Regions from separate parts of the Homo sapiens genome. Here region 2 is linked to region 1. A link is a loop called in an ENCODE intact Hi-C map of the cell type or tissue named here. Cell type or tissue: breast epithelium. All regions are shown on one strand. Links, peaks and the distances in the headings refer to the core of each region. The heading gives the core; the rest is flanking DNA. Region 1 overlaps EYA3 (EYA transcriptional coactivator and phosphatase 3). Region 2 overlaps STX12 (syntaxin 12).

Evidence for each region. A loop is a pair of places that touch in the nucleus more often than their neighbours do. Peaks named below come from ENCODE experiments on the same cell type or tissue, not always from the same donor. Only the 100,000 strongest peaks of a DNase experiment are listed, where the experiment ranks them.
Region 2: it touches region 1 in a loop (13-fold over the local background); 1 of 110 quality-filtered maps calls a loop at or near these places.

The regions. Positions count from the first base shown.
Region 1 is chr1:28,036,664-28,046,245 of GRCh38, reverse strand. EYA3 (EYA transcriptional coactivator and phosphatase 3) reads left to right here. Exons shown (of 18, transcript NM_001990.4): 4 at 3,596-3,675; 5 at 7,341-7,407. Among named protein-coding and RNA genes, the nearest start is that of EYA3, 47 kb to the left of the region's middle. In breast epithelium, for the core only: no CTCF peak of the experiment used is centred there; no DNase peak of the experiment used is centred there.
Region 2 is chr1:27,784,892-27,794,473 of GRCh38, reverse strand. STX12 (syntaxin 12) reads right to left here. Exons shown (of 9, transcript NM_177424.3): 2 at 4,843-4,912; 3 at 842-941. Among named protein-coding and RNA genes, the nearest start is that of STX12, 16 kb to the right of the region's middle. In breast epithelium, for the core only: no CTCF peak of the experiment used is centred there; a DNase peak (open chromatin) is centred at 4,783; H3K27ac peaks cover 2,196 bases.

The sequences.
Region 1 (9,582 bases), core at 2,508-5,007:
ACAATTTACCATTTTAAGTGTACAGTTTAGTGGCACTAAGTACAATCACTTTGTCTTGCAACCATCACTACCATTCATCTCTAGAACTTTATTCATCTTTCCAAACTGAAATTCCATGTTCACTAAACAATATTCTCCACTCCCCCATCTCCAGCTCCTGGCAACCACCATTCTACTTTCTGTCTGCATGATTGTGACTGCTCTAAGTACCTCACAGAAATGGAGTCATACAGTATTTGTCCTTTTGTGATTCATCATGATGTCTTTAAGGTCTATCCATTTGTAGCATGTGTCAGAATTTCCTCTTTTTAAGGCTCAATAATACTCCATTGTATGTCTGTTCCGCATTTTCTTTATCCATTCATCTGTTGTTTGTGTTGTTAATAGTTCTGTTGAATGAGAAGGAGGTATTTGTTGTGCCACTTTATGGACTTGGATGTTGTTGGGTTTTTTTGGTCATTTTATTTTAGAGCAGTTGTTTTTTCATGGTGTATTCATTGTTAAGCAAAATTTATGTTTATATAACTTTGAAAATAATTATATTTTGAGGCAGTATGTCATTTCTCTAAGGATAATAATTTAAATATTTAACAAGTGCTAGAGTTAACTCACTGTCTTGGTGCTGTTGTTTCTATTTATTCTCTAGATGCTCAGTTGAGTATGTAGGGGATGTTGCTATAACATAATATTCTAGGACCATTGGGTTTTAGGAACTGGTCCAGTGGATACTGGATCATAGCAATATCACCAACTTCTAAAATATAAGATCTACAAATAGTCTTCAACAGTGGGTATAACAGTGAACCTCATACTTAACCAGGTACATGTAGAAGTCAAACTAGTTATTGATGTCAGGAAAATTCTGGTTCAGTTTTATGCCCTTCCCCTGGTAATTCTATGTAAGTAGGTGTGAGATGGGGTCCAGAAGTCTATTTTTATTAACTATTCAGGTAATTATAATAAATCACCCAGTTTGGGAAACTGACACAACTATTCCATATAATTTCTTGCCCTTACCCTTCAATTTCCATAATCACATCTTAGTACATTAAGTTCTATTACAAAAATATAAACATTTGAGTAACAAGATAAAAATGAACCTTACTTGGGGATTTAGCTTTAAAATTAATTACAAATGAGGAAAAATTATTTGAACATTCAAAATATACCATTAAAGCTGGACACTGTGGCTCACACCTGTAATTCCAGCACTTTGGATGCTGAGGTGGACGGATTGCTTGAGACCAGGAGTTTGAGACCAGCTTGGGCAACATGATGAAACCCTATCTCTACAAAAATTACAAAAATTAGCTGGGTGTTGTGGCACATGCCTGTAGTCCCAGCTACTTCGGAGGATGAGGTAGGAAGATCACTTGAGCCCGGGAGGTCAAAGCTGCAGGAGCCATGATCGAGCCACTGCACTCCAGCCTGGGTGACCGAGTGAGACCCTGACTCAAAAAAACAAAACAAAAACCAACCAAACAAAAAATATATACCATTTAAAAAAAACCCTTATTATACTTGAATATTAGAAGTCAGTTTCAGAAATGATACGAGAACTTTATAAATTTTGTGCTATATATTTTTTATATAAGCAACATTTCTTTTTACAATTTTGCTGTGTAGAAACTACTCTTACCTTTGATTAGTCAGCATTATCTTTCCAGATATATAGAACCTCTGGTACAGTGTCTTCCACCTCTCCCTAGAGAGTAGAAGAACAAAGCAAGCTTCTTTCTAGGGTGCATGAATGTAGGAATGATGCCTGGGCTTTGAAGAAGTTGTAATATAATAACAGTTACAGTTAAAGTGTGCTTACTGTGTTCTAGCTTTGCTCTAAATGTAAACTTATTAGTCCTCCTGACAGCCCTATGAGGTAGGTTTCATTTTTATTCTCGTTGACGGATGTAGAAAGCGGGGAACAGATAAGTTCAGTGACTTGTCCAAGGTCATAGGGCTAGTTATTGGCAGAATAGAATATGAACTTGAGCAGCCTCTGACTCTAGAATCAACACTCCTAACCACTGTGCTATAATGGGACATAATAACTGAAGAATGAAAAGTAGAGGAGATGGAAAAGAGAGAACATTTTGAAGAATGAAAGTTAGAACAATCTTCATTCCAGAATTTCTGTGGAATCTCCCCAGCATTAAACTATCTAACATAATGACTTGTCCTCCCAGTTTATGTGACTTATCATTCTCAATTTCTCTTAATTTTCCTTATAAGTTAAAAAAAATGATGTTGCTTAGTCCTGGCTATATAACAAATAGAAAATGAGGTGTTTGTGTTTTATTTAACTGGGAGATAAGAGAAATATAGTAGAATGAATCTTAAGGGTTTAGAACCCCCGCTTGGAAACAAACGTATAATTTTTGTTTGTTTGTTTGTTTGTTTGTTTTGTTTTTGAGACAGAGTCTCACTGTGTCGCCTAGGCAGGAGTGCAGTAGTGCCATCTCCAATCACTGCAACTTCTGCCTCCTGAGTTCAGGTAATTCTCAGGCCTCAGCCTCCTGAGTAGCTGGGACTACAGGCGTGCACCACAACGCCTGGCTAATTTTTGTATTTTTAGTAGAGACGGGGTTTTACCATGTTGGTCAGGCTGGTCTCAAACTCCTGATCTCAAGTGATCCGCCCGCCTCAGCTTCCCAAAGTGCTGGGATTACAGGTGTAAGCCACCGCACCTGGCCCAAACGTGTAATTTGAAAACACTTCTCATATGATTATGGTTTGTAGCTGATCAAGAACCACTGTCTGAAATCAAACGTCTCCCTACCTTCCTGTGGTACTTTGGGAGCAAGGTAACAGAGCACTGTTGCACAGAATGGTGACTGTAATAAATAATATAGCATTGTATATTTCAGAATTGCTAAAAGCATAGAACTTAAGTGTTTTCACGTTTTTTTTTTTTTTTTCACAAAAAAGCAAAAGGTGTTTTATATATCAAAACATCACATTGTACCCCATAAACATATAATAAAAAGTGGCAGAGCAATGTTTTACCATATGGTGTTAAAGAAAAATCTGACTTGCCAGTGACTTAGCTGGAATTTCTGAATTATATAAAAACTAAAGGGATCTAGAGATATAAGAAAGAACAGTAGACTGGGCGTGGTGGCTCACACCTGTAATCCCAGCACTTTGGGAGGCTGAGGTGGGTGGATCACAAGGTCAGGAGTTCAAGACCAGCCTGACCAACATGGTGAAACCCCGTCTCTACTAAAAATACAAAAATTAGCTGGGCATGGTGGCATGCACCTGTAATCCCAGCTACTCAGGAGGCTGAGGCAGGAGAATTGCTTGAACCCAGGAGGCGGAGGTTGCAGTGAGCCGAGATCGTGCCACTGCACTCGAGCCTGGGTGACAGAGTGAGACTCCATCTCAAAAAAAAAAGAAAGAGCGGTAGAATGCTGAGGGTACTAGCCCTGGCCCGAGCTCTCTTCAAGTAGTTGTTAAAAATCAACAATAAGGATATCACGAAGATTTACTTTGCCTCTTACTTATATAGCCTAGGAGGAAATGGGTTTGAACTCATCACTTTTTAGCAATGCAGCAAATCAATCAGGGGCTAATGTATTCATTTTGGTTCTCCCAGTCAAGTAAGCAATCCAGATGTCAGTGATCAGAAGCCTGAAACATCAAGCCTTGCTTCAAACCTTCCCATGTCAGAGGAAAGTAAGTACCATATTCTGTGCATGATTGAACAGATATTCCTATAACTAGTAATGCTTTTCTTATAGAGTTGGTTTTTCGTAATTGCCTTGTTTGTCCCAAAATATCCTGAAGGCTCTCCCATCCTTGTTTTTGTGTGTGTTTATCCTTGAGCCCTCCTGTAAGCTTTATTGACAGACCAGCTGAGAAAAGATCACATGGAGTCCACTCACCCAAGGAGTCACACGCCGTGATTTTATTTTTGTTTTGAGATTGGATGTTTTAAAGGTAATAGTGTCTTACAGAAAATCAGAGACAACTATACTTAACCATATATACTTCCCATGTATATTTTTTAAAAAGGTGTAACTTTTTTTTAAAAGGTGTGTCTTGAGTTCTATATAGTGTTTCCTCAAAGGTGATTCTATTCTGGTGGTTCTCAGACCTTTAGCCTACATAAGAATCATCTAGAATACTTGTTTGTAATGTAGAATTCTAGTTTCACCTCCAAAGATTATCATTCAGTAGATCTGATGTGGATAGGGAATCTGCATTTTTGACAAGTTAGCCAGGTGATTCTGGTCCATTGGGAAACTGTCCATTTTGTGGAAAACCACTCTAATTTGTAAAGTGTCTCCTCTAATTTCTTGAATTTCCCACTCATCCCCAAGAAAAAGACCTGTTCCCTAAAATCTTATACTTTACATACTTCAGGGTCAGGAAGTAAGTTGAGTATTCTTGCTCCTTCCAAATAATTTCCTTTTTTCCTTCAAATACTTTGGTTCAACTGGGCATGGTGGATCTTGTCTGTAATCCCAACACTTTGGGAGTCTGAGGCAGGAGGATCACCTGAGGCCAGGAGTTTGAGATCAGCCTGGGCAACAAAGTGAGACCTCCTCGCTACAAAAAATAAAATAAAATAAAATAAATAAAAACTTTGGTTCATTTGAAGTCTACATCTATACCTTCCCCTACCTTTCTATTTTTACTTTAGACTGTCATCCTATTCATTCTGTTCTTTATTTTTTTTTTTATGTTTTTTGAGATGGAGTCTTGCTTTGTTGCCCAGGTTGGAGTGCAGTGGCACAATCTCGACTCACTACAACCTCCGCCTCCCGGGTTCAAGTGATTCTCCTGCCTCAGCCTCCCGAGTAGCTGGGATTACAGGCGCATGCCACCATGCCCAGCTATTTTTTGTATTTTTTTGTTGTTGTTTGTTTGTATTTTTTAGAGGTGGAGTTTCGCTCTTGTCACCCAGGCTGGAATGCAATGGCAAGATCTCCGCTCACTGCAACCTCTGCCTCCCAGGTTCAAGCCATTTTCCTGACTCAGCCTTCCGAATAGCTGGAATTACAGGCACGCACCATCACGCCTGGCTAATTTTTGTATTTTTAGTAGAGATGGGGTTTCACCATGTTGGCCAGGCTGGTCTCGAACTCTTGACCTCAAGTGATCTGCCGGCCTCAGCCTCCCAAAGTGCTGGGATTACAGGCATGAGCCACCACACCCAGCCATTTCCTTCTTGTCAGGATGTAAGCAGCATACTTGCTCTTGTCAGATATAGAGGCTATTATTTGTGTTTCATATGCTATCTGTTTTTACCTTCCCCAAGGACTTTGGTACTATAGTTTTCTTGCCACCACTTGTGTGTCATCACGGTCTTCCCTTTTTATCCTTCCTGTCAGTAAAGAAACATCTTACCATTTTAAAACATAAACACTGCTCCCCCGACCCCCCCCTGCCCCTCCGCCCTTGGCTCCACATCTCTTACTAGTTATGGACCTTCTCTTTGTTCTGTGACATATCAGAACTTCTGCAAGAGTTGCCCTCACTTGCTTTTTCACCTCCCATTCACTTTTCCAGCCTCTCAAATTTAGCTTCTATCCTCACTCTTCCAGTGAAACTGCTGTCGTCAAGGCCATTAGTTATTTTCATGTTGCAAATTCTAGAATACGTTTCTCCTCACATTCTCCCTCTCAGTACTTTTCCTCCCACCTTTCTCCTTTGATGGCCCTTCTTTGGTGGGCCTCAGGGCTTAATTCTAGGCTACCATGTTTCCTCTTTTGGGATTCTCCGATCCATTACATTACTTTAAATATCTTGTACATGGTTAATGAATTCCATATTGATATTTCCAGTCTGACTTCTCCCCTGATTTCATTTGTGTATCAGACTGCCTGTTTGACATCTTTACTGGAAGGAAAATCATACCTAAGATCTTCAAAAAAGAACTTTCGATTCCTTTAGCCCCCGTGACATACACTCTTCTCCCAAACTTGCCCATCTTAGGAAGTGGTATCACTCTCCGTCTAGTTGTTTTCCTCATTCTCTACATCAAATCCATCAGAATGTCCTGTTAGTTTTACCTTCAGAATATATTTCAAAGTCTTTGCCTCATCCCCACTGTTGCTATTCTAGTCCAAGCCAGCATATTACTTACTTGATTCTTCTATAGTATAATGGATATTATATCTTGACTCTTTATAATCATTTTGTGGTTCCCAAGTACTGTGAAGATCAAGTCTCATTCATTCTCTAGAGAAGTGAAAATTGGCCTCAGTCTCCTAGGATGTTGTTGATTCCTTCCAGAATTAAATTAAATTGGAGGAAGATAAGGGTTTGGGTTTTTTAATATATGTGTCAACTGAGAACCATTATGTAGAATTCAAATAAACTTACCTTACATTCTTTGCAATGGATTGTCAAAACTTTAGATCTAATTGACATCTTCATTTTTGTCAAAATGATTAGAGGTGAATGTGATCTCCAATAATTATTTTTAAATACCTCAAACAATAGCATTGGACAAGCTCTTCTGTAATAAACTCACAGGTGTTGATTTGTCTTACTCTTGAGCATTTGAGTTGGCCCCTCATCTACTTTTGATCAAGGTTCTCTTTTTGGGTCAGGTACTCTTCCAGGGAACCTAATTAGACATAAAGTTAATTGGTTCACTTTTAATCAGATATTTACAGCGTTCATACCAGAAGTAGTAATCATGAGAGTCAAGCCTTCATAGCAGCTATTCCAGATGAAGTCATGGGGGTCAAGAGGACAATAGCTGGAAAAGTCTTTGAGAGTTCATCAGAGTATCACATCAGTTCCTCACGTCTGTCTGTGATTTGCCAAACTTAAAGCCTTCACTACAAAACAGAAAAAATAATAGTATAGAAGCATACTTGCATCTATTCTGCTGTTGATTATGCATAGCAGTAGCAGTGGTTTTAAAATAAGATTGGGTGCCTCCCCCAAATCTGTTTTCCTGCAAGTCATTCTTAAGGCTTTTACTCAATATAGTAAGCACTCAAAGAACAAATAAGCTGAAGTAGAATAATGTGGTTTTCCAGACATAAAGCTTGCTTTTTAAGTTTGCCTATCAGCATAGCCGAAAGCTTAGAAGGTTGCTTCATCTATTATTTTAGATCAGTAATGGGTAAAGGTAGAGATCCTTACCAACCTTCAGCTCTTTTCCATACCCCACCCTTCTTTTTTTAACTGCCTCTGGAAGTCTATAAACACATGTATAAACAAAAAAGTGAGATATTTTCTACCACATAGTCTTTCTATCTGGTGTCCAAGCTGTATTCTGTTAATTAGTTTGAAAGACTATACAGTGAGATGTGCAGTTTTCCCATTCCATTTTCGAAATGTTCTAACTTTTTAACCTGGTGATATTATCTTTCTTTCAGTTATGACATGCACCGATTACATCCCTCGCTCATCCAATGATTATACCTCACAAATGTATTCTGCAAAGTAAGTTGAATAATTATTTCCAAAATGCATATGCTTTTTCTGTAGATTCATTGCAAAATTTAATATTATTTTTCCTCTAAAATAATAGATATTTAAATTATTTTTACCTCTCTTATTCTATCGTCATTCCAATTTTTAATTCCCTCTAAATATAGTCTATGTAGTATCCTTTTAAAAAGTAGATGGTGTCTGCAATGGATCATTTTACACAAAAGCTTACTCTAAAATGAGTAGGCACTGAACATGCAAAATAGTGTTAGTGATCAACCATATCATTGATTGACCTCTGATCATTTTCTCTGTCCTGTACCTTGACATATAGCATACAGATTAATAAAAACAAGACTGAATTTCTCAGTCCAATCTGTGTTCGGTTTTTTTTTTTTTTTTTTTTTTTTTAAGATAGAATCTCACTCTGTTTGTTGCCCAGGCTGGAGTGCAGTGGCACGATCTTGGCTCACTGCAACCTCCACCTCCCGGGTTCAAGTGATTCTCCTGCCTCAGCCTCCCGGATAGCTGGGACTACAGGCATGCCACCACGCCCAGCTAATTTTTGTATTTTTTAGTAGAGATGGGATTTCACCATGTTGACCAGGCTGTTTTCAAACGGCTGACCTCAGGTGATCTGCCTACCTCGCAAAGTGCTGGGATTACAGTCGTGAGCCATCACGCCCAGCCTGTGTTCAGTTTCTTGATTGAGGAATGTCCTCAGAGTAGAACCGGGCTTGAAGTTAGACAGGTTTGGTGGGTTAGTCACTAAGAGGTTATGTTTTGGGCCTTCATGGGGTAAGATCAGCATTAATATCAGCCAGGTTTTTCATCTCCAAAGTGGGTAGGTGCAGAACAGTGTGTATACCAAGCTACCTATTGTGCGTAATAAAGAGTGGACCTATGCATACAAAGACACATACAAGTGCATTTATTAAGCCAGGATATGTGCTTATGTGCTTACAGCTGCTGGATACATAAAGAAATTGGTAACAAAAGCAAGAGATACTTTATGGGGCTGTTATAAAAAGGAAACTGTCTTTCTTTTCCCTGGTTATATCTGTTTTTACCTTTTGAATTTTCATTAATTAAAAAATAAACTAATTAAAAAGTCAACCCAATGAGTTCTTCTAATTTTTAATCTGGTATTAACACTAATGGTGTCCTTGGGCTAATCATTTTCATGTGACTTTCTTCTGTGAAATAACTGAACCTATTCTCTGAGATTATTATGAAGAAATTAGATACTAAATGTGAAAACACATTTGAGCTTTGGGCTACAAAGACTCTGCATGAAAAAGGACATTATGGTCTTTACCATATCTGGAGATTAATCCATTTAAGGTCACTAAGATTTAAATCATTCCCATGTGACTTGAGTAACAACTCTAACCTGAGCTATTTCCTGGACTCAGATCTGGCTAAGAAGAATAGTTATTTTTAAATTCAGTTTTTTAGAATGTACTGAGATGTTAATATGTTGCAGATTCCAAATTCATTTATTCATTCAGAAAGTATTTGCATACCTGCTACATTCAGAATTCCTTATTAGCTATCTTAATTATTCTATCTTAATTCAGACCTCTTTATTACTTATCTGAACTGTTTTTTAACTGGATCTCCATTTCCAGTTTCTCCTCCCTTTCTAAACCATTTTACAAAGCAGTGTCAAAATAATCTTTATTAAAGAACAGCTCTGATCTTGTCACTCTTTGCTCAATAATTTCAGTGGCTCTCAGTTTCAGATTTGCCTTTTAGCCTGGCATTCAAGGTCTTTGCTTCCTTTCTCTCGCTACTTCTCTTAATATACTTCCCTCAGTTATCTGTGCTCTTTGCAGGCCGAAGCCCTTGCTTTCCTTACTCTATACCCTCCAGGACTTTTTTCTTGTCCTAGAACACCCTTTCTCTCCCAGTTCTGTGCCTCTTATCTGCTCAGCTAGTATATCACTTCTTTATGGCCTTTCTTCATTTTCCTCTTCCCCCAAAGGTGAAAAAAAAAATTTCCCCTTTAAAACACCCCCTGCTATATTTTATTATGCTTACATGGTACAAATAGCATTTTCTTTTTTACTTATATATACAGTGTAACTCACCAAATGAGATAATTGGTATCTAAAAATTCAGTGCAATATCATGGATGAAACAATTATATCTGCTAGCTAGTGTAAAGTCCCAGGAGTTTCACTG
Region 2 (9,582 bases), core at 3,609-6,108, 250 kb after region 1:
GAAAAGAGAACCCTTTTTCCCTGAGCAGTTCCTTAACCTGAGTGAGACCTGTGAATAACTCATGACAGAACATGAAGGTAACTGCAAAACATGAAAGAAAGATGTTTCATTAAAATGTAAAGATAATGGATACAAAACAAACTAGGAACCCTGGGCATGGGGCTCACGCCTGTAATCCCAACACTTTGGGAGGCTGAGGTGGGAGGATTGCTTGAAGTCACAAGTTCAATACCAGCATGGGAAACAAAGCAAGACCATGTCTGTACAAAAAAATTGTTAAAATTAGCTGGGTGTGGTGGCACATGCCTGTAGTTGCAGCTACTCAGGAGGCTGAGGGGAGGGGACTGCTTGAGCCCAGAAGTGGGAGGCTGCAGTGAGCTATGATTTCAACACTGCGCTCTACCGTAGGTGACAGAGGGAGACCCTGTCTCCAAAACGACAACAACAATAAAAATAATAATAATTAAAAAAAAAAAAAACTAGGAGAAAGGAGGAAGCCTACAAACATAAAACTGCTAGCCAAACCCCAAAGAGATGCAAATGTTGAGATTTCTCTTCAGTTAACTCCATTTTATTAATATATTAATAATGTTAATAATAGCAGCAGCCACCACATATTGATTACCTACCAGACGCAGACACTTTGCCACATCTGGTGTGTACATTCTTTCTATTGCCCCAACAGTCACATATCCCCCACTTGATGGATAAGAAACTGAGGTGCAGAGGAGGTCTATCTATCTAGCACCAAAGGCCAACTTATTTTTTTTTTGTTCTACACACTGCCTTTCTACTAACACAAAGTCCTTTCCTATTAATAAACAAAACAGAAAATACCAACCTGTTCTGAAGTAGATAAGGGAAGGGGCAAGGACCCTAATTCTTTCAGCAATTCATTTGTTTCCTTGGCGAGCTGATTTGTGGAGTGTTGTAACTGTTGCCTAAGAGAGAAAAGATATGTTTCAGGATGTTGTCACTTCTTGAGAGGGTTATACACAGAACCACTTTGTTCTCAGAGTGTCTCATAACGTAGGGAATGAAGGGCCATTTGAAGAAATGAGTCCCTAGATGCCCAGGTTCACAACAAAATTCCAGAAATATTACCCAGGCAAACCCACTTCAAGGTATCTTCACTGAGCAGAAAGAATCTGCTTCAATAGCCTGCTGAAGAAAGCACAGATCGGGAATTTTAACTCTTTGGGAAGAGAAGAAAAGCATATCAGCAGTTCTGATAAAAATATAAAAAGAACAATTGCCGCCCACACCTAAATCAAGTAGTTTAAACATACTGAACTCTCTTATTGTCCAGGAGTTGACTGCCACAGTCCACTGACTAGAATCTAGGCACAGACAGTTAGATGAAATGTGCATTAAAAGCGTAGCTTCCTACCTACCCTAGGGAACAACCTCCAAACATCTAATCCCATGCTCTTGCTTTAAAAAGCTGGCTCTTTTCTAGCCTTATCCTTGGCTTCCTACCTGCTCTTTATACCTGAGTTTCTGGCTCTTCCCTCCAAAACAAAGAAGCCTTACCTGTTAAAAATACAAAAGGAGTAGGGAGGAAGGGGAATTGAAGAGGAAAGAATATGTAGTATATTAAGTGGAACTTAAAGTAGTAGAAATACAAAAAGTACTCTTTTCATTTGTGGTTTCCTCTACTATCCAGCCATTTCTACAAAGGCTTTCTGAGACGACAGTGAAACCACATGCTATGATCTGAATGTTAGTGTCCCTGCAAAATTCATATGTTGAAATCCTAATTCCCGAGGTGATAATATTAGGAGATGGGGTCCTTTGGAGGGTGATTAGATCATGGAAATAAAGTTGTTGTTTATAAACTACTCAGTTTATGGTATTTTGTTATAGTAGCCCAAATGGGCTAACACACCACACTAATTATTAATGGTTTTTCTGTACTGCAAATGGGCCTCCAGGATTTAAAAAAAAGGAGTCAAAAGCAAGAGGTACCCAATCAGTGGCTTGAACATCCCAGGCAGTAGAAAATATCCAGAGATATTTCACATTTCCCTGGAAAAAGCTCACAATAATAGTCATTCTCTTACCTCACACTGTCTAGGGTAGGAAACAAAAAATATTGCTTGATATATATATACATATATATGTATCTACATATATATAGATACATATATATGTATCTACATATATATAGATACATATATATGTATCTACATATATATAGATACATATATATGTATCTACATATATATAGATACATATATATGTATATACATATATATAGATACATATATATGTATATACATATATAGATACATATATATGTATATACATATATAGATACACATATATAGATATATACATATATAGATATATATTATATATTTATATACTATATATTTTATATTTATATACTATATTTATATTTTATATATATTATAGATATATTTATATACTATATTTATATTTTATATATATTTATATACTATATTTATATTATATATATATATTTTTTGAGATGGAGTCTTGCTCTGTCGCCAGGCCGGAGTGCTGTGGCGCGATCTTGGCTCACTCCAACCTTCGCCTCCCGGGTTCAAGTGATTCTCCTGCCTCAGCCTCCCAAGCAGCTGTGACTACAGGCGCAAGCCACCACGCACAGCTAATTTTTGTATTTTATTTTTTTGAGACAGAGTCTTGCTCTGTCACCTAGGCTGGAGTGCAGTGATGTGATCTCAGCTCACTGCAACCTCCGCCTCCCAGGTTCAAGCGATTCCCCTGCCTCAGCCTCCCAAGTAGCTGGGACTACAGGCACGTGCCACCACGCCTGGCTAATTTTTTGTATTTTTAGTAGAGACAGGGTTTCACCGTGTTAGCCAGGATGGTCTCGATCTCCTGACCTCGTGACCCACCCACCTCGGCCTCCCAGAGTGCTGGGATTACAGGCGTGAGCCACTGCTCCCGGCTTGCTCAGAACATTTTAAAGATGAAGAATAGCACTAAAAGCAGAAATGGAGCAGAAAAGGATGTGATAAAAAGAATCAGGAGTCCCTACTATCAGTCTACTATTCTCTCCCTCAGGCTCCCCTTGGGCCATTCTGATTACATATGCAGTAGTCCCTCAGTATCCACGGGGGATTGGTTCCAGGCCTCCTGCCAAGTCCTTAATATAAAATTGTGTAACATTTGCCTAGAACCTATGCATATCCTTCCATATACTTTATTTATTTATTTATTTTGAGACGGAGTTTCGCTCTTGTCACCCAGGCTGGAGTGCAATGGCACAATCTCAGCTCACTGCAACCTCCGCCTCCCAGGTTCAAGTGATTCTCCTACCTCAGCCTCCCAAGTAGCCGGGATTACAGGCACGCGCCACCATGCCCAGCTAATTTTTGTATTTTTAGTAGAGATGGAGTTTCACCATGTTGGTCAGGCTGGTCTTGAACTCCCGACCTCGGGTGATCTGCCCACCTCAGCCTCCCAAAGCGCTGGGATTACAGGTGTGAGCCACCACACCCGGCCCATATACTTTATTTTTTATTTTTATTTTTATTTTTTTGAGACAGAGTTTCACTCTTGTTGCCTAGGCTGGAGTGCAATGGTGCGATCTTGGCTCACCGCAACCTCCGCCTCCTGGGTTCAAGCTATTTTCCTGCCTCAGCCTCCTGAGTAGCTGGGATTACAGGTGCCTGCCACACATCCAGCTGATTTTTGTATTATTAGTAGAGACAGGGTTTCATCATGTTGGCCAGGCTGGTCTTGAACTCCTGACCTCAGGTGATCTGCCCGCCTCAGCCTCCCAAAGTGCTGGGATTACAGGCATGAGTCACTGCACCCAGCACCCCCTTCCATATACTTTAAATCATCTCTAGATTACATTACTTAATACTTAGAGGTGAAGCCAGCTGGACTTCTGGGTTGGGTGAGGACTCTGAGAAATTTTCTGTCTCACAGGAGGATTGTAAAATGCACCAATCAGCACTCTGTAGCTAGGATTGTAAAATGCACCAATCAGCAATCTGTGGCTAGCTAGAGGTTTGTAAAATGGACCAATCAGTGCTCTGTAAAATGGACCAATCAGCAGGACATGGGTGGGGACAAATAAGGGAATAAAAGCTGGCCACGCCAGCCAGCAGCAGCAACCTGCTCAGATCCTCTTCCACGCTGTGGAAGCTTTGTTGTTTTGCTCTTCACAGTAAATCTTGCTGCTGCTCACTCTTTGGGTCCGCACCACCTTAAAGAGCTGTAACACTCACCACGAAGGTCCACGGCTTCATTGTTGAAGTCAGCAAGACCAAGAACCCACCAGAAGGAACTAACTCCAGACACAATACAATGTAAATACTATGTAAATAATTGTTCTACTATATTGTTTCAGTAATGACAAGGAAAAAAGTCTGTACATCTTCAGTAGAGACCTTCCTTTTTTTTTCTGAATATTTTCTATCTGTGGTTGGTTGAACCCACAGGTGCAGAACCTATGGATATGGAAGGCTGACTGTAGCTGGAAATCCAGTTAGACTAGATCATGAGGAGTCCTACGCCAACAAGGAAGCTCATTTAGGCAGAGTTGTGAGCAGAATATAGTTTAATAGTGGTACGAATTCCCTTTTCTACTTCCCTAAATTGTTCTGCTAAACTGCCCAAGAGGAGAAAGAACCAGAGTTCAAAGACTTTGAAAGGCAACGGAAATTACAATCCATTAATATACTTTGTTGCCCCGCCCCTCTTTTAGATCCAGCTCTTATCTCATGACCCACTGCCTCTCATTCTGACTTCCCAGACCTGAAACCTAAGCTGCTGTCTGGCAAGGACACTGTGTCCTCAAATGGCCCTCACAAAACCCAACCTTGTCAGGAAGTTACTCACAGATTTTCCTGTAGCTTGCTTGAGTCCTGCTTAGTTCCTAGCTGGCTCATCAAATTCTTTATCTGAGCAGCTGGGGAGATAGGAAGAAAAAGATTTATTTAAAAGAAAAATACATTCATCATGAGTACCCTACTTCTAAGATTCCTGGTCTCTTCCCATTCAGAATAAGTATTAATACATGCAACTAATAGAGACCATGCTATGATCAAAACCTTGACACACACATTCCTCCAAAAACTAATTACAAGGTTCACCTTTCTCCTATAGAGTAACTGTGTCACAAAGTAGAAGGTGGTAGTTTTATCATCCCCCTAAAATTTGCTAGTTTTCCTAGATCTCCTATTGCAATGGTTAAAAATTTCAACACCTTTAGAAGGGCCTCTAGGCCAGATATCAATTTGCAACAATAAAAAAAAAATCAAGTCAAATACAATAATTTTTCTATAGCAAACATTTTTGGAAAGACAATGTATACTTATTACTAATAATGGGTTACCACCAATTGAGCACCTCTAAGTGCCAGGCACTATATACTAAGAGCTTTGTATACACTCTGTTATTAATTTTCACAACAGCAATCTCCAGTAGATGTACTTTTTTATTTATTTATTTTTTTTTTTTGAGATGGAGTCTCACTCTGTCACCCAGGCTGGAGTGCAGTGGCACGATCTCAGCTCACGCAAGCTCCGCCTCCTGGGTTCATGCCATTCTCCTGCCTCAGCCTCCTGAGTAGCTGGGACTACAGGCGCCTGCCACCACGCCCGATTAATTTTTTTGTATTATTAGTAGAGACGGGTTTTCACCATGTTAGCCAGGATGGTCTGGATTTCCTGACCTTGTGATCCACTCGCCTCGGCCTCCCAAAGTCCTGGGATTACAGTCGTGAGCCACCACGCCTGGCCTTAGTAGATATACTTCCATTTTGCAGGTAAGGAAGTGTATTTAGAGAGATTAAGTATCTTATACAAGCATACACAATTAATAAGTAGCAGAGCAAAAATTCAATGCCCAGTACATCAGATTCCAATGGCTATGTTCTTTCAACTGTGCTGTCTATACCATAATACAGTCAAACATATGGTTTTGTTCAGCCTTCTCTACCTTTTCCTAGATATTTGCTAAGACTAGGAATGGTCATGTTTGAATCCTGGATGTTTAACTCCTATCCTAGACCAAGAAAGCAGAGGTCCAGAGGAACTGATCATCTATCAATAAGGAGGAACACTCTAACGCCAGCCTGCCTGGGACTCTGAACACTCCTGTCCCTTACTGATTTCTGCAACAATAGAGCCCTTCATTTATTTTATGCCTTGCTTTCTATTTTCTTTTTCTGGTTACTGGGGAGGGTGGGGGAGATTTATTCATTCATAGAGGTTGGAAGTTAGTTATATGATTTCTTGTTTGCTTGCTTGTTTTCCAAGAGCATTCACTGTCTTCTATTACAAGTAGCTGGAGTACAGAACATATGAATAGAGTACTCATTGCCCAGAAGTAACACACTTACCATCAAGTTTCAACAGAACTTCAAGAAATCACATAACACAATAAGTATAAGGCTCTTCCAGCCATTCAGCTTTCTTTGTGAGAGCCCTTTCTATCCTCTCTGGATTAATGCCAGTTTCACTTGTGAAACACCAGCCTGCTAAATGACTAGTTCAGTGGAAGAAAATGAGGAGACCAATGTATATTGTATAATTTGTGAATATTATAGAAACAGTATACATATAATGCTCCCATGTCCAACAAGAAAGAACCTTCACTTATTAGAATTTTGAAATTTAAAAATTAATTGTTCCAAATTTACTTTTTGGTAATGGTACTCTTTAAAATAACAATATTTGGGGGACACAGTCATAATCTTGTCCCTAATTTGGTCACCAAGATCAGTAAAAAAGTAAGCTAAAATGTATTGAGTACCAGTTACCTTACAATACCAATGACATGCTAATAGTCCCTAAATCTTTTTTTTTTTTGATACAGAGTCTCACTCTGTCGGCCAGGCTGGAGTGCAGTGGCATGATCTCGGCTCACTGCAACCTCCGACTCCCAGGCTCAACCAATTCTCCTGCCTCAGCCTCCCGAGTAGCTGGGATTACAGGCGTGTGCCACCACGCCTGGCTAATTTTTGTATTTTTAGTAGAGATGGGGTTTCACCATGTTGGTCAGGCTGGTCTCAAACTCCTGACCTCAGGTAATCCACCCGCCTCGGCCTCCCAAAGTGCTGGGATTGCAGGGTTGAGCCACTGCACCCGGCCAGTAGTCCCTAAATCTGATAAGAAGCAACGATTAGGCAAAAATCTTCTAACTTATTGCTGGGTGCTTCTATTCCTAAACAGAAATGGAACAACTCAGTCCTTAGTAGTAAGTACACGTTATTTCTCCCTAGCCAAAATTACTGCATTGTTGGGGATACAAAGCAAACATTTCCCGAGTCAAGTATATATAGGCTGGTAGCACTTCAGATTATGATTTCATCTTATTTTGAGACCATATTTTCCTAACAAAAATGTGATTCCAGTTTTATAACAGAAATATAGGATTCACTTAATTCAAATTTTGCCTTTTGACAAGACTTCTCTAAAAGATATCTATTCTACTAAGTGAGGAACCACTATAGCTCAGTGGTTCCATGGTTCCAATTATAAGCACTATAATTACTGCATTCTGCTAAGATAGCATTATGTGTGACAACCACTTTTCTTCATCACTAACATGTGGTATGTCCTTCTTATCTAAGTCAAATGGGAATCAGGATACAACTAAAGCTATTAACTGGACAGCCATAAAAATAATTTATGAAAGAGGGCATGAATTTTCATTTACTGAGCATCTACTATGAGGTACTAGACACTGGGCTTGACAAGCATTAACTTATTTGACTCCAACAATCCTTTAAGTAAGTATTATTATTCCATTGTTGCATATGAGCACAATGAGGCTCCTGAGAGTTACAGAACTCATTCATTCATTCATTCATTCAGAGTAGAGTATCTACTCTACACTATTCCATGTCCTAGAAGACACTTGCCTTCGAGAGTCTTCTAAGGAAAAGAGATAGACAATAAACATATCAGGTAGTGAAAAATGGTATAAAGAGAAATAAATTCAGGTAAAAGCTGAGGTGACAGCGGTGGGCAGAGGATACTAGTTATACAGAGTGGTCAGAGTATAAAAAGAAATAAATTCAGTTAAGAGCTGAAGTGACAGTGGTGGGCAGAGGATACTAGTTATATAGAGTGGTCAGAGAGACCTCTCTGATAAGGTGACACTGAGCTGAGATCCAAAGTGAAAGATCAAGCCACACAGCTATCTTGGGGAGAAGCATTCTAGGAGAAGAGAGTAATCAGTACAAAGTCCCCAAAGCAAGGGTACTTGATGTGATGGAGGCCAGGGTGGCTAGAGCAGAGTGAGCAAGAGACAGCAGAGAGGTGGCCAAGGAGGTAGTAGGGACCCAGATTGTATAGGGCCTTGCAAACAATTATGAGGACTTTGAATTTTAATGAAGTGGGAAATCACTGGTAGGTTTTGAACAGAGTGTCATTACAACCAGAATTTAAACCCAGGGCTAACTGCAGTGGAATGTGCCACATTACAGTCTCTCAAAAGGCTGACTCTTACAGGAAAAAGAATGTAGTCACACAGGGCAGGCCTAGATTTCCCAGTGTTCCACTTAGCCCCACCCTACTTATCTGATACCTAAGTTAATAGGTCTCTGCTCCAGATAGGCTGATGTCCTTCCTCTAACCTGCTCCCTTCTCCAGCTCCCTGGCACCTATGGGAACACTCCTCTGTACTCACTAGAGTTCAGCAGAGTGCCAGGCACCCAGGTGATACATAATCAATTACTGATTAATTGAGTTAGCCTCCCTTTTCCATTCTGGCAAGCTCTTTGAGGCAGAAGATATGAATGAAGAATATAAGCTAGGAATAATGAGGCCTGAAATCTAAGCCAGACTTGACGACTAACTAGATGCAGGGCACTAAGCAAGTCATTTCATTTGACTGGGTCTCTTTTTCACCAATTATAGATGATATTCAGATTTCACTGACATTTACTGAATACTTAAACTATTTGTGTAAGGTTTTTATTTTATCTCATTAAATCCTTACAACTATGTAAGAACTAAATGATCTCTAAGTACTCCCACCACTGCTCAATTCCAAAATTCAATAACAGTGAAATAGCTCCAGTCAAAGAATTATGCTGTGTAACCAAGGAGTACTTTTGCAACCCGAAAGTTTGGCTTAGAAAGGTTCCACCTGTGACTTTCTTAACTTCATAAATGCAAGGTACAAACAGGACTGGACTGACTATATCCCTCTAGAAGGCAGGGACTGCATTCTACTCATTTTTGTGTATGTATAACTCCTCCCAACACACACACACCCATCCAGAAAATGGTTGAATATATGATAACATGTAAACGTAGATCTGACAAAAAAAGTCAAGGAAATAGGTCTTTTCTTATTGAGTGTCTTTAAAAAGTAGAGCATTCCTTAGAAACTTTAGAAGTATGCCAAAGTATCAAGTTATTAATCATCTATCAAAATTTATTAAATAAGCTACAGAGCTATGGGAATTTTATAGAATATGAAAAAATCAATTAATAATCAGCTGTTCTCTGCATATTCTCAGTGGAGAACTCTTCTTCATCTAGACTTTTCTGATTTCCTTTGTTGGGATGACCTAAATTTGGGGGGTGGAAAGATAGGGAGGGGTTGAGGAAGTGGGGGTGTTGG